3 separate regions of the Homo sapiens genome follow, and all the other regions are linked to region 2. A link is a contact called in ENCODE Hi-C or POLR2A ChIA-PET data. All regions are on one chromosome and are shown on one strand. The core of a region is the stretch at or near the end of the contact, and the rest is flanking DNA. Distances in the headings are between cores, read along the strand shown.

What was found. Hi-C counts contacts between places; a loop is a spot of excess contacts on that map. ChIA-PET counts read pairs that join two places held with the same protein, here RNA polymerase II (POLR2A). Pooled maps may share reads with other maps.
Region 1: a pooled map shows a loop between it and region 2 (2.7-fold over the local background). The contact joins two enhancer-like sites. A Hi-C loop is called at or near these places in 4 of 168 maps with a recorded cell type or tissue (CD4-positive, alpha-beta memory T cell, MCF 10A, PC-3 and 1 more), 4 of 37 single-sample maps with no recorded cell type and 13 of 50 pooled maps. POLR2A ChIA-PET finds 5 or more read pairs at or near these places in 2 of 52 experiments (GM12878 and T-cell).
Region 3: a loop to region 2 is called in a map of ascending aorta, with 2.0 times the contacts of the local background. The contact joins two enhancer-like sites. A Hi-C loop is called at or near these places in 5 of 168 maps with a recorded cell type or tissue (K562, MCF 10A, ascending aorta and 2 more) and 4 of 50 pooled maps. POLR2A ChIA-PET finds 5 or more read pairs at or near these places in 2 of 52 experiments (A549 and activated T-cell).

Annotation. Positions count from the first base shown.
Region 1 is chr6:156,931,857-156,935,860 of GRCh38, forward strand. ARID1B (AT-rich interaction domain 1B) reads left to right here. Exons shown (of 20, transcript NM_001374828.1): 4 at 3,610-3,720. Among named protein-coding and RNA genes, the nearest start is that of MIR4466, 150 kb to the left of the region's middle. Within about 2 kb of position 1,460, at least 11 of the 41 ENCODE cell types and tissues checked have a DNase peak (open chromatin) inside an H3K27ac peak, as active enhancers do.
Region 2 is chr6:156,686,455-156,690,116 of GRCh38, forward strand. No RefSeq gene overlaps it. Among named protein-coding and RNA genes, the nearest start is that of ARID1B, 89 kb to the right of the region's middle. RefSeq lists enhancers at 1-481, 482-1,408 and a silencer at 762-1,071. Within about 2 kb of position 2,362, at least 8 of the 41 ENCODE cell types and tissues checked have a DNase peak (open chromatin) inside an H3K27ac peak, as active enhancers do; they include ascending aorta, where a contact is called at or near this core.
Region 3 is chr6:156,826,569-156,830,599 of GRCh38, forward strand. ARID1B (AT-rich interaction domain 1B) reads left to right here. Exons shown (of 20, transcript NM_001374828.1): 2 at 2,659-2,853. Among named protein-coding and RNA genes, the nearest start is that of MIR4466, 49 kb to the left of the region's middle. RefSeq lists an enhancer at 3,288-4,031. Within about 2 kb of position 1,948, at least 14 of the 41 ENCODE cell types and tissues checked have a DNase peak (open chromatin) inside an H3K27ac peak, as active enhancers do; they include ascending aorta, where a contact is called at or near this core.

The DNA.
Region 1 (4,004 bases), core at 210-2,709, 240 kb after region 2:
GAGGCTGAGGCAGGAGAATCGCTTCAACCCGGGAGGTGGAGATTGCGGTGAGCTGAGATTGCGCGATGCACTCCAGCCTGGGCAACGAGAGCAAGATTCCGTCTTAAAAAAAAAAAAAAAAAAAAAAAATCAGCCAGGCATAGTGGTATGTGCCTGTAGTCCTAGCTACTAGGGAGGCATGGGTGGGCTGAGGCAGGAGAATTGCTTGAGCCTGGGAGTTAGAGGCTACAGTGAGCTATGATTAGGCTGAGCCACAGATCGAGACCTTGTTTCTTAAAAAAAAAAAAAAGGGGGGGGGCGGGGTGAAGAAATACCAAACTGAAAATTTCTGAAACAAATGTGTAATTACTACTACGCTAAACTTTTTTCACACCTTTGTTTGTGAGTCAGTTTCCCTTTAACCTTTGACTCGTAACATAAAGAAGGTTAAGGCCAGAGTCCATCAATGGTTAAAAGATTGTGAGTGAGATGTAGAAAAACAGTACTGATGAATTCTGAAAGGGGAAACCTCATTTCCATTGCCTGGTTCTTGTGCATTGCAGTATTACCACAATATGGCATTCTATACAGCAGATAAATGTAATTATTTATATGTGTATATTGGTTTACACACTGGTGTTCACTGGCTGCTTAAACTTACAAATAACCAAAGATGGCAGTAATGTTTTAAAGTGTAAAGCTGTGCTTCTTTGTTTATAAAATATGATGCTGAACATATTCTTTATTTTCTGATACTGTCATTGCCTTTTTACTGTGTATTTGCTCTTCTTGAGATGAAAATAAGTATGTACCAAAAAATAAATATAGCTTTTTAAGATGAAAAAGCTCAAGTTTCTTATGGAATATTTTTATATCATTATTAAAACAGCCAAACAGACTTTATAGTCCCACTGTAAGTTATATGTAGTTGTTGATTGTTCTAGGTTTAAACTTGGCACCTTTTCTATGTGCTCCCTTATTAAATTAATACTTATGTTCAAACATAAGCTGAGGCAGAACACGTTTCCTTTTCAATAGTTCTCACTAAATTTTGTTTTGATTTTATTTCCAACTGTACTTAATAGCTGAAAGCTTCTTGTGGTTAGGAATAGTATTTGAGATTTTGGTGGCATCTAATTATTTTGAACTTTTAAAGCCTTAAAGAGTGAAATATAAGGCCACAATACATTTTTCTGATAGCTTTCATAGTCTGTTAGTCTGTGTTGCTTATTTTAGGGGGACGATGTCTAAATTGAAATGTTTATCCACTATAGTTGTAATGATCTTTTTCAGCCTCTTTAGAAAGCAGTTCATTGAGCGAAGAAGAGAAAATAAAAAGAAACATAAAAGGGTAATATGCATAGGACTTTTGAGCCTGTTACTATTTCCTAGCTGAAGTTTACTTTAAAAAAAAAAAAGTAGGCATTGGGCAGACACTGTGTGCACGTGTGTTGGAGGAGGAGGCGGGGCCTGCTCATTTGTTTGCCCATTGTGAGGCTGTCCTGCACCTTTGTGCTTTTTTGTAACAGGGTGAAGGCCCCTGAATAGAGGCCTTGTGCCCTGCTTGATTTGAAATCCATGCTGTTTATGGAAAGGAACCTGCAGGGCACCCAGCGGGAAGTCTGTGTGACAAGTGGAAATCTAGAATCTGGAAGAAACGTGGTGTTTGAGGGGGAAGGTGGTGGGGAGAGTGGTCATAATCTTTCAGCCTTTGCTTTTGTGCCCCACAAGCTTAATTGTCACCCTCTGCTGGCAACCAGATTGCAGAGCCACTCTGTAAGTGTCCTTGGATTGCCTGTGCTTACTCTCACCTTATTGTTATCAAATAAAAACCTAGACAAATAGCATTGAATTCTCTTAGAAAAATATGATATGAACTGGGTACATTACTAGTAGAGGTTAAATATCTGAGGCTTTTTTTGTTTGTTTTTTGTTTGTTTGTTTTTTTGGTGGAGATGTATTTAAAGGGAAGAAGGGCTACATGTGAAAAGCTGGAATTATTGGCACGCTCCTGTATTTCAGAGCGTGTTGAAAAGCAGGTCGCACCAACACTAGGCTGGTTAAATCCAGTTTGTACAGCTTGTGTACTTGGTGGTACCAGCTATTGCTCCAAAGTTTCCTGGCTTAAGAAGCCATGTAATTTTAAGTGTGCAAGAAAGGGGTGGGACAGCAGAAGCTTTTTATAGGATTTCAAGTAATAAACATTAATTTTTAAAGCAATATTCCAGGGACTTAACAGAAGTAGAACTTGTATATGATGTTTCTTTAATACCAACACATATTTGAACTGACAAGGGAAGGGAGATAATTTTATTTTAAAGCAATATTTTCCATTCTTTTTTTCTCTTCAATTAGAAACTGGTTCTTCAACTTTCAGTGCCAATTGAGACATGCTATAATAAGTATTTAACAATTCTGTCCTGCTGTTTGACTTCAGGGGGAAACGATGGTAGAATGTTTAGTAGCTGAGCATACACAGGTAGCTAGAGATCTGGTATACAGTAAATGTGGTGTGGTGTGGTATTTGGGTTATATATGCTAATTATTTCAGCACAATGCTGAAACCATGCAGAATACCTCTTGGAAGAGTGTTTGACAAGATGCCAGAAAGGCCGTGTTAATTATAAGTTTATTGTGCCTATTCAGGTTTTTTGGGTGTGTTTTGTTCCCCACTGTTGTTTTATTCTTTATGATGGTTCTCTGAAAACTATGCCCCATGAACATATGGAGTTCTATATATGCGTGTTTATTGGTTTTATAGAAACCTCAGGATCCTATGAGCTTAATAACGATTTACGCTGTTATGTGGGTAATTGAGAGGACCTGTTAAGATATAGTTGATAGTAAGGTTTTCGTTAGTTATTTCAACTTTTTGAGGTAATATTAAAGGCAGTTTGACCAAAATCGGAATTCAACAATCCAGGGAGCTTTTGGTTTGCTCTGGGTTCACTCTGGGTTTAAAGACAGTTTGGTTTGGCTACAGCTGACCTCCCTCCCTGTTTTTATGAACTAGTCTTCTTCCTGCAAAACTCAAATACAGTACTTGGTATGGTCTCATAATAAATTTAGTTGTTAATTATATATATATATATATATATATATATATATATATATATATATATATATAGTTTATATTTCTGCTGTTATTCACTGCTTTTTAAAATTTTTGCTTCTGATAATGTATTAAATTATAGCCATAACATATTTATATGCCTGCTAAAATGTAACAGTTGTTGGTTGTGATAAGCTTTTGTTTTGTTTTGTTCTGTTTTGTTTGACACAGGGTCTCGCTCTGTCACCCAGGCTGGAGTGCAGCGGTGCAGTCAAAGTTCACTGCAGCCTCCACCTCCAGGCTCAAGCTATCCTCCCACCTCAGCCTCCCAAGTAGCTGCACCACCACACTCGGCTAATTTTTTATTATTTTTGTAGAGATGGAGTCTCCCTACATTGCCCAGGCTGGTCTTGAACTCCTGGGCTCAAGCGATCTGCCTGCCTTGATCTCCCGAAGTGCTGGGATTACAGGCATGAGCCACTGTGCCCAGCCAAGCTTTTGTTTAATTTTAGTTACTGAAGAAGCTTATAACTCATTGAGATATTTATGAAGTGCTTTGTGTTTGTGTTTTTTTTTAGGACATGTCTCAGGAAGGCTATGGAACTAGATCTCAACCTCCTCTGGCCCCCGGAAAACCTAACCATGAAGACTTGAACTTAATACAGCAAGAAAGACCATCAAGTTTACCAGTAAGACATTATTGTGCTGATTTGGAAATGTAATGAGTTAAAGACTTTTAGAAAGAGCTGTTGTTTTTGTTTGTTCTACTTTATATTATGACATGATTGAGAAGTTTCTAGACTTCAGGTTTATTTTGTGGTCAATTTTTCAAGGTTTACCTTTTAGGAGCTCTGTAGTCCTGGATAAGTCTATTTCATGTGTATATATCTCTGTTGCAGAGTGTAGACATCAGTTGGAAGGTTTTATGCGGCTGGTCGATTTTGTGTGCAGGTGGTTATTGCTGTTGTACAGT
Region 2 (3,662 bases), core at 1,112-3,611:
CTGACTGCCTCTCTGGCAGCAACACACAGAGAAAATAGATTGCTAAGGGTTTTTTTCCCTCCTCCTCCCCCTCTCCTCTCTCCTCTCTCTCTCTCCTCTCCTCTCTGTTTTTTCCTTTTTCTCTTTTTAAACAAGTCGTGGACATTTTTTAATCTTGTGGCATTTTTAATCAACACGTATTTCCTTCCAAGACCTATGATCCCCTATTGATTCCCATTAAAATGCTTTTCTTTTCTTTGCCCCCTCTGCTGATCGAATTTCAGATCAGCCACAGGAGATGCAACTAACCTTCCGGCACTACTGAACCCAACCGAGCGAGGGTGATCAAAAGGCTTGATGCATTCATTAAACATTCCCATCGCCCGGGCAGGAGCTCTGATGGAAGCTATCTCTCCGCATTGCAATTTTTTCCCCCTTTTTGTCTTTCCCCCCACCTCCAAAAAAATGTTTTTTGCCTTTGATCGCAAGGGGCGGGGGTAGAACATGAGAACAAAAGAGACCTATCTTTTTCCTCAGGGCTGACGTCAGTTTGATTTTACTGACAACTATTCGAGCGTGTGTAGCAGTTGGAAGCGGCCCCACGACCGCCCCACCTCCCACCTTCCACTTTTGGGAGAAAACAAGACTTTTAGCGGCTCCGGAGACGCGCCCTGAAAATGGCCCGCTCGGGCTCTGCGCTTGCTGCCCTCCTGCCTGCTCGGCAAAGGGCATTCGAGGCTTATTTGTGTGGCACGATCTTTACTGGGGCGGAAAACACGCGGCGGGGGAGGAGCGGGCACAGACGCAGCCGGGCGGGGAGAGCCAGGAATGTTCCTCCCGGCGTGGGGAGAGGAGAGGACACGGGCAGAGAAAATAGTCCCCGCCCGGCGCGGGGCGCGCGGGGTCCGGGTCCCGGGCGGCTCCGGGTGGCGCGGCGGCGCGAGGGTTCCGGCCGCGCGGAGTCGGGGCGCAGGGAGCCTCAGACGCCGCGGGCGCGCGTGCGCGGTGCGGCCCCCACGCCCCGGCCGCGGCGGCCTCGGCGGCGCCAGCCTCCGGCTCGGCGAGCGCGGCGGCGGGCGGGCCGCAAAACCTGGGCCGGAGCCGGGCGCGGAGCGGGCGGCGCCGCGGAGTTTGGGCGGCAGCGCGGCCCGGCGAGGAGCTGGAGAAGCCGGCGGCAGGGGGACGCGCACGCCGAAGAAAAGCCCCTCTCCCGCGTCCCTCACTCGCTCCTGGAGGCCGAAGAGCGGGGCTCGCGATGCCGGTGCAAGATTCCCAATCAGGCCTGGGAGGAAATGGATGCAATTAGGGCACACCCCCGTCCCGCAGTTGCCAGGAGCCTGAAGATCTATGACCGACTTAAGCCATTTCTGGAAAAGTCATATTTTCCAGGCTTTCGTGAAATACTCATTGCTCCTATTCTAAATCTGGAGGCGAATGTGCATCTATTTCAGGGGGAATGAAAGATGTGAAAAGTAGACTGGGCTCCGGGAAATGTGGGTAATGGGACTGGACCTGCGCCTGGGGTCCGCCCACCCGTCATCTCCCGGGAGCCCCCCGACGTGTGCCATTAAGCATAAGGCGCGTTAAGCGCTGCCACAAAGTCCCGAAAAGGCGAATTAAAAAGGATCACTTCTCCCTCAGGATCTTGATTTTTACTAAGGGAAAACGTGCGTTAAAGAAAAGCCAGCGAGCGCTGGCGTGGCCCTGTCATTATCTTGGCGTCTCTGCTGACCTCCATTTCAGCCTGGACTACACTGGGTTCCAGTTCTGTTTTCCTATTTCCCCGGACTCCTAGAGGGTGGATACCAAGGCTGATTGTTGTCTGTTCTGCCCCAGCCCTCCAGGGTACACCATAGGTGCTCAGTAGATGACTCCTGAGTATATATTGGAGGTGATAGTAAAATGCTACCAAGCACAGAGGAAAGAACAGTTAAAGGGTCAGACGGTGCTTTGTGAAAGGCCAGGCATTTGAGCTGGATTCTGAAGACCAACTCTAGATGACAGTAAAGGCCACTCCAGGTTGAGGGAACAACATGAGCAAAGCAGGGAACCTACAATGAGTAGGAAAGTGATGAATCTGCATAGGGGGTTACTCAGGGGGCATAGAAAAGGAAGCCAGGAAGCCACTGAATACCTTGCCACACAGGTAACAGCCAGGAAAAGCACAAAACATGCTGTTCAGTGGTTCTGGAATATGGGCATGCAAATATATAATAAAATAAGCAATGTGGATATACAAAAACAAAAGTAAAAAGAAAAACAGGACAGTTTATTGGGGAATTTCAGAAAAAGTACATGAAACAAAAAAGAAATGTCAAGGAAAATCCCTGGCCTGAAACTCCCAGAACAAAACATTTAATACCATTTGTGGGGGCTCTTTATGAAAGAGGGAGAAAGAAAAGAGGTAACAAAGAGGAACTAGTGTTTTGATTAAAGATCTTTGACCATAACAATGCGAAAGCATAAGGTCTCTTATCATAAGAGACCTGTGTCTTATCCTGTATCATAAGACACAGGAGATTTTAGACATCACTGTTAAGAAAGAGCTGGAACTCAGAATTAACAAGAGAAGAGGGAGAGATTAAACAGAAGATAAATGTGGATCATCAAGGAATTTTAAATTGTAGCACAGTCACTCAATAGAGTATTATGCAGTCATTAAAACTGCAGTGTATTTATTGGAAGGATGTTCACAACCTATTGTTATGTGAAGAAACAAGTTACAGATGAGCAGATCTGGAGGGACATACTTAAAATGTTAGCAGCGGCTCTCTCTTGATGTTTTGATTGTTAGTGATTTTTCGCTTTCTCCTTCATGCCTGTATTACCTGAATTTTTACAATGAGCAATTAATAAAACAATAAATGAACACAAGATTAAGCAAAGTTTTAATCTTGTGAAAATGTATGTGAGTTTTCTGTTGTGAAACTGAAATGATGTCTGTGGCATTGGAAATCCTCAAGGCAAAGAAGGAAAGAAGAGAGCCTCCCGAGTCATACTAATCAGAGGCCTGCACACGTGCTATTTGGTACTCTCTGTACCATCTGGCTCAAGCTACTTCAAGACCTGTCTGGGCCTCAGCAACCTGATCTCGAAATGAAGGGAATATTAGCATCTACCTAACAAGTGGCTATGAAGACCAGAAATGATATCTGTAAAACGCTTAGTGCTCAGACCCCACGAGGCGCCCAGGGCTCCGTGAGTGGAAGCTCTCATAGGAGCAAAGAGCATAGGCTTTAGAAAATGCCTTTCTTCTGGGATCCTTCCTTTACCACTGTGGTGGTCATTAGAGCTGTCTGCAAAAATTCCTCCTCTCCCTTTGAGATAATAAGAGTGTACTTCCTTGGCCCTCTGAAGTTACAGGTACCATGTGACAGCCTCTGGCCAACAAAATAAACAGAAGTAACATGTGCCAGCATTGAGCACTTTGCGGTCTTCTCCTTTTCCACTTGCATGACAACCAGCAGTGTCCTGGTAGTGTCTGCCGAGGTCCTAGATTGAGGAAGAAGCCTCCAGAGACCTTGGTAGACATTTAGCAGGAGGGAGGAATAAATCTTTGATATTGTAAGCCACTAAGATTTGGGAGCTCTTTGTTATCAAAGCTCAGTTTAAGTCACCCTGACTGACACAGCTACTTACTAGTTTCGTGACCTTGAGAAAGTGACCTACCTGCTCCAGTTTGC
Region 3 (4,031 bases), core at 698-3,197, 140 kb after region 2:
GGGAAGGACCCGTGCAGCCTTGGAGTGGGAGTGCCAGTGGAAGAGAGGACTGGCAGTTCTCGGGGTCTGTGCTCCTGCCTTCCATCTTCACCTCCCCTCCGTCCCTCCTCTTCCAGCCTCAGCCCTCACCTCTGCAGCGAGACTGTCCTTGCCGAGCACAGCAGTGGCCTCCTTGTCAAGTATAGCAGAAGCCTTTACCCTTCACCTGACTGCATTCCTGGGCTGCATTTGGCACACCTGTTTCGTTGCTACACCTGACTCCCTTCCCTCCTGTAAGAGCACACTCTCCAGAGTGTCTACATTTTCTGGCCATTCTTCCAGCTTGTCTGTGGGTTCATTTTCCCTTTTCCCTTAAGCGGTGATATTCTCTAGGATTCTGTTCGCTACCCATTGTTTTCCTTTCATATATTCCTCCTAAATAAAGTTCATGGGTTTTATTGCTTCCTATTGATTAATTCATCAATTAATGTGCTGGGTACACTGTTCAACTTATGCCCTGGAGATATAATAGTGAATAAAATAGAGAAAATCCCTGCCCTCTGGGAGTGGATGTCCTCTCTGCTGACTTCTCTACCTATTTTTCCAGGTCAGGCCTTACTCCCCAAGCTGCAGCTCATTATGTCTCTTCCTTCTGGGCATTTTCACCTGGATTTCATATCAGAGCCTCAAGTTTCCTATGTAAACCACTGAAGGCTCCCACTCCTGGGGATATGGTGATTGGCTTCTCCCTCTGCACACTCCATCTCATTTGGCTGCTGGCTTCCATCACTCATTTGGTCTCCAAATCCTGCCGCATTTCCCTTCTAACTGTGCCTTGGAGCTGGGCTTGCTTCCTCCCACCACTGCTGCCAGTTCAGGACCTCAGCCTCACCTGCCTGCCAGGGCAACCTGACCTGCTTCCAGCTGGGTCAGGTGCCCAAGGGAGCAGTCCTGTGTTCATCTGTCAGAGGCAGCCTGAGCCTGTAGAATGCCCTGCAGGGCTCACCCATGTTCTGGCTTCTGCCTGCTTCAGCATCTTCGTAAATTCGTGCTTCACGTGGATCCAGATGGTTTTTATTTCCTGATACACACCAGGCAGTTCATCTCCCTTGACCCAGTGCCTTGTGCTGTTTCTTCTGCCCTGTGGTACTGTACATGCTGTTCCCTCCCACCTTGGACGTGTTATTCCCCTTTATCCTGGTAATTCTTTTTTTTTTTTTTTTTTTTTTTTTTTTTGAGATGGAGTCTAGCTCTGTCTCTCAGGCTGGAGTGGCACAATCTTGGCTCACTGCAGCCTCCGCCTCCTGGGTTCAAGCGATTCTCCTGCCTCAGCCTCCGGAGTAGCTGGGATTATAGGCGTGCACTACCATGCCCAGCTGATTTTTGTATTTTTAGTAGAGACGGGGTTTCACCATGTTGGTCAGGCTGGTCTCAAATTCCTGACCTCAACTGATCTGCCCGTCTTGGCCTCCCAAAGTGCTGGGATTACAGGCATGAGTCACCATGCCCGGCCTCTTTTTTTTTTTTTTTTTCAAGAGACAGGGTCCCACTGTGTTACCCAGACTGGAGTGGAGTGGTGTGATCATAGCTCACTGCAGCCTCGAACTCCTGGGGTCAAGTGATCTTCTTGCCTTAGCCTGAACAGCTCGGACTATAGGTGCCTGCCACCACGCCTGGCTAAGTTTTTAATTTGTTGTAGAGACAGGGTCTTGTGATGTTGCCAGGATGGTCTTGAATTTACCCTGCTAATTCTTAAGCCTTCCTGAAAGTCCCCATGTACTTACCTCAGTGTGAACGCAGCATCTGGCACACAGTTGGGATCAGTATGTGGTTTTGGAAGGACAGAGGAGGGAAGGAAGGAGCTGCTGGGTGAATGCTGCCTGCTACTGTAGCACCGGGTGAGGGCCTTTCTACCTATTGCTTTGTTCCTTTGACGTCCCAGGACATGAAGGGCTGAGGCTCCACGCCTAGCCCTCCTGTATGACCTCGGCCCTGAAGCCCAGGGCCTGACTCACCAAACCAAAAATAAAATTCAACATCTACTTGTGAACTGGTTGTGTTTGGTAAGATGCTGACTTACATGGGGAGAGGTGCTGTGACTCATAGTCTGAGTGCTCATCCCTACACACTGCTGGTCTCTGAACAAAATCTTTACCCTGGACATATGCATGATCTAAAATCTATCTTTTCACTTTTTAATGAACACTCGGTTGCACTAAGGTTTGATCAAGACTTGCAGACTCAGTTCTAAAATAAAATCATTGTTCTAAGAATACTTTGAAGGCAGAAAATGTTAATCACTCAATACCCTCTGCTCTTATTACTAGTAAGCTAAAAGGAGGTGGGTGAGCTTAACTATCATGCTCTTTTCCTGTACGCATAATAGAATTTTAGATGCAAATGTTTTCTCTCTGCTTATGGTCCAAAATCGTTTTTAGTTTTGTTTAGTCTAGAGCTCTCTTAGTTGTTAAAAACTCCTAAAAGTAAAAAATAAAATTTCTTGTATCCATCTAGGTTTTTTCTTTAATGTCTTGCTGGATGTTTTGTCAGGTCATTGTTTTTAATATTTTTAAAACTTAAGGATAGTTGTGTTATTAATGCATATGTTGACATAACACAAATTTGTGCCTTTGTAATAAAGAATGAATTAATAAACCGACTTCTTTTATGTCTTCACAGGGCAGCCCAATGGATCCAATGGTGATGAAGAGACCTCAGTTGTATGGCATGGGCAGTAACCCTCATTCTCAGCCTCAGCAGAGCAGTCCGTACCCAGGAGGTTCCTATGGCCCTCCAGGCCCACAGCGGTATCCAATTGGCATCCAGGGTCGGACTCCCGGGGCCATGGCCGGAATGCAGTACCCTCAGCAGCAGGTTTGTGCTGGTCCCCCGACCCGCTGCTTTTTTGTAATAGTTTTGTCTTTGCCTTTTGCTGTCCACCTAAGATTGATGTTAAAGAGAATTAGGGGGCATTGCACGGATTTTCTGCTTTAATTTTTATTGTTTCTTTAATCACAGGTATAATTTTTTTTTTCTTTTAAAGATGGAAAGGTGAGCTTCTTAAAGTGGACAGAATACCTGTTTGGTAGAAGGGCAGCAGGACCAGCTGTATTTGATAGGTGCACTGTGTCATAAATTTGCAGCAGGTTATAACAGATGTAAGCTCTGAAGTGAACTTGGCATTCCAACATTTTTGTCAGACTGTGTCAGATTTTGAGCTGTGAATAGACCATCTTAAGGTGAATTTTCAAGTCATTTAAAGGTCTTTTCCATGAGGATGGCATCAAGTTTTTAAAATTGAAAAAAAAAAAGTTTAGTCTCCCAAAGTTATTTTGCTTTCATTTCTTAAATTATTTCTTCTGTACCTTTTGAAAAAGGTTTCTGTATTTCATATAAGAGGATTTGATGTGCATCTGTTTTGTTAGGTCTTGATGGGTTTTGTGTTTTTACTTAAAAAAGACTTTTCCTGTTCTTAAGAGACCCAACATTTTCCTTTTTTTTCTCTGGAATCAAATGGAGTCACCTTAGATGACCATTTACCCTCTAGCAGTGGTAAACCTAGTCTTTTGGATACTTGAAAGAATACCCCTTTATGCTGGCTGGAGGGAGGATGAAATTTGGAAAAGACTAAATTAGATTCAAACTTGTTAGGGTATTTAGTTACTAGGAGCACCAGAAAGGCTTATTTATAAATCGCCATACCGTACCTAAGCCGCCAGGGAGTGGGTCAGGCTGATGCTGCTGCACGTTTTACTGCCCCAGGCTGGGGCGTCCCATGGTGCGGCCGTCGGTAACCCACAACAGGGCTTGACAGTGCTGTCTCAGGAAATGCTTCCATCTGACCAGACATCTTTCGTTGAGGGGCAAAAATTAGATATGACTACTGTTCTCTCTGATGTGGATATGGAGAATGATTGATCATACTTTACATGATACATAGCTGTATATTAACAGTTCATCAGTAGGTTGCTTCTGAGCCTTCTCGTTTATACACTATTCGATCTGTATTGTGATTTATTATTTGTTTCATTATTATTGTTATTAATTTATTA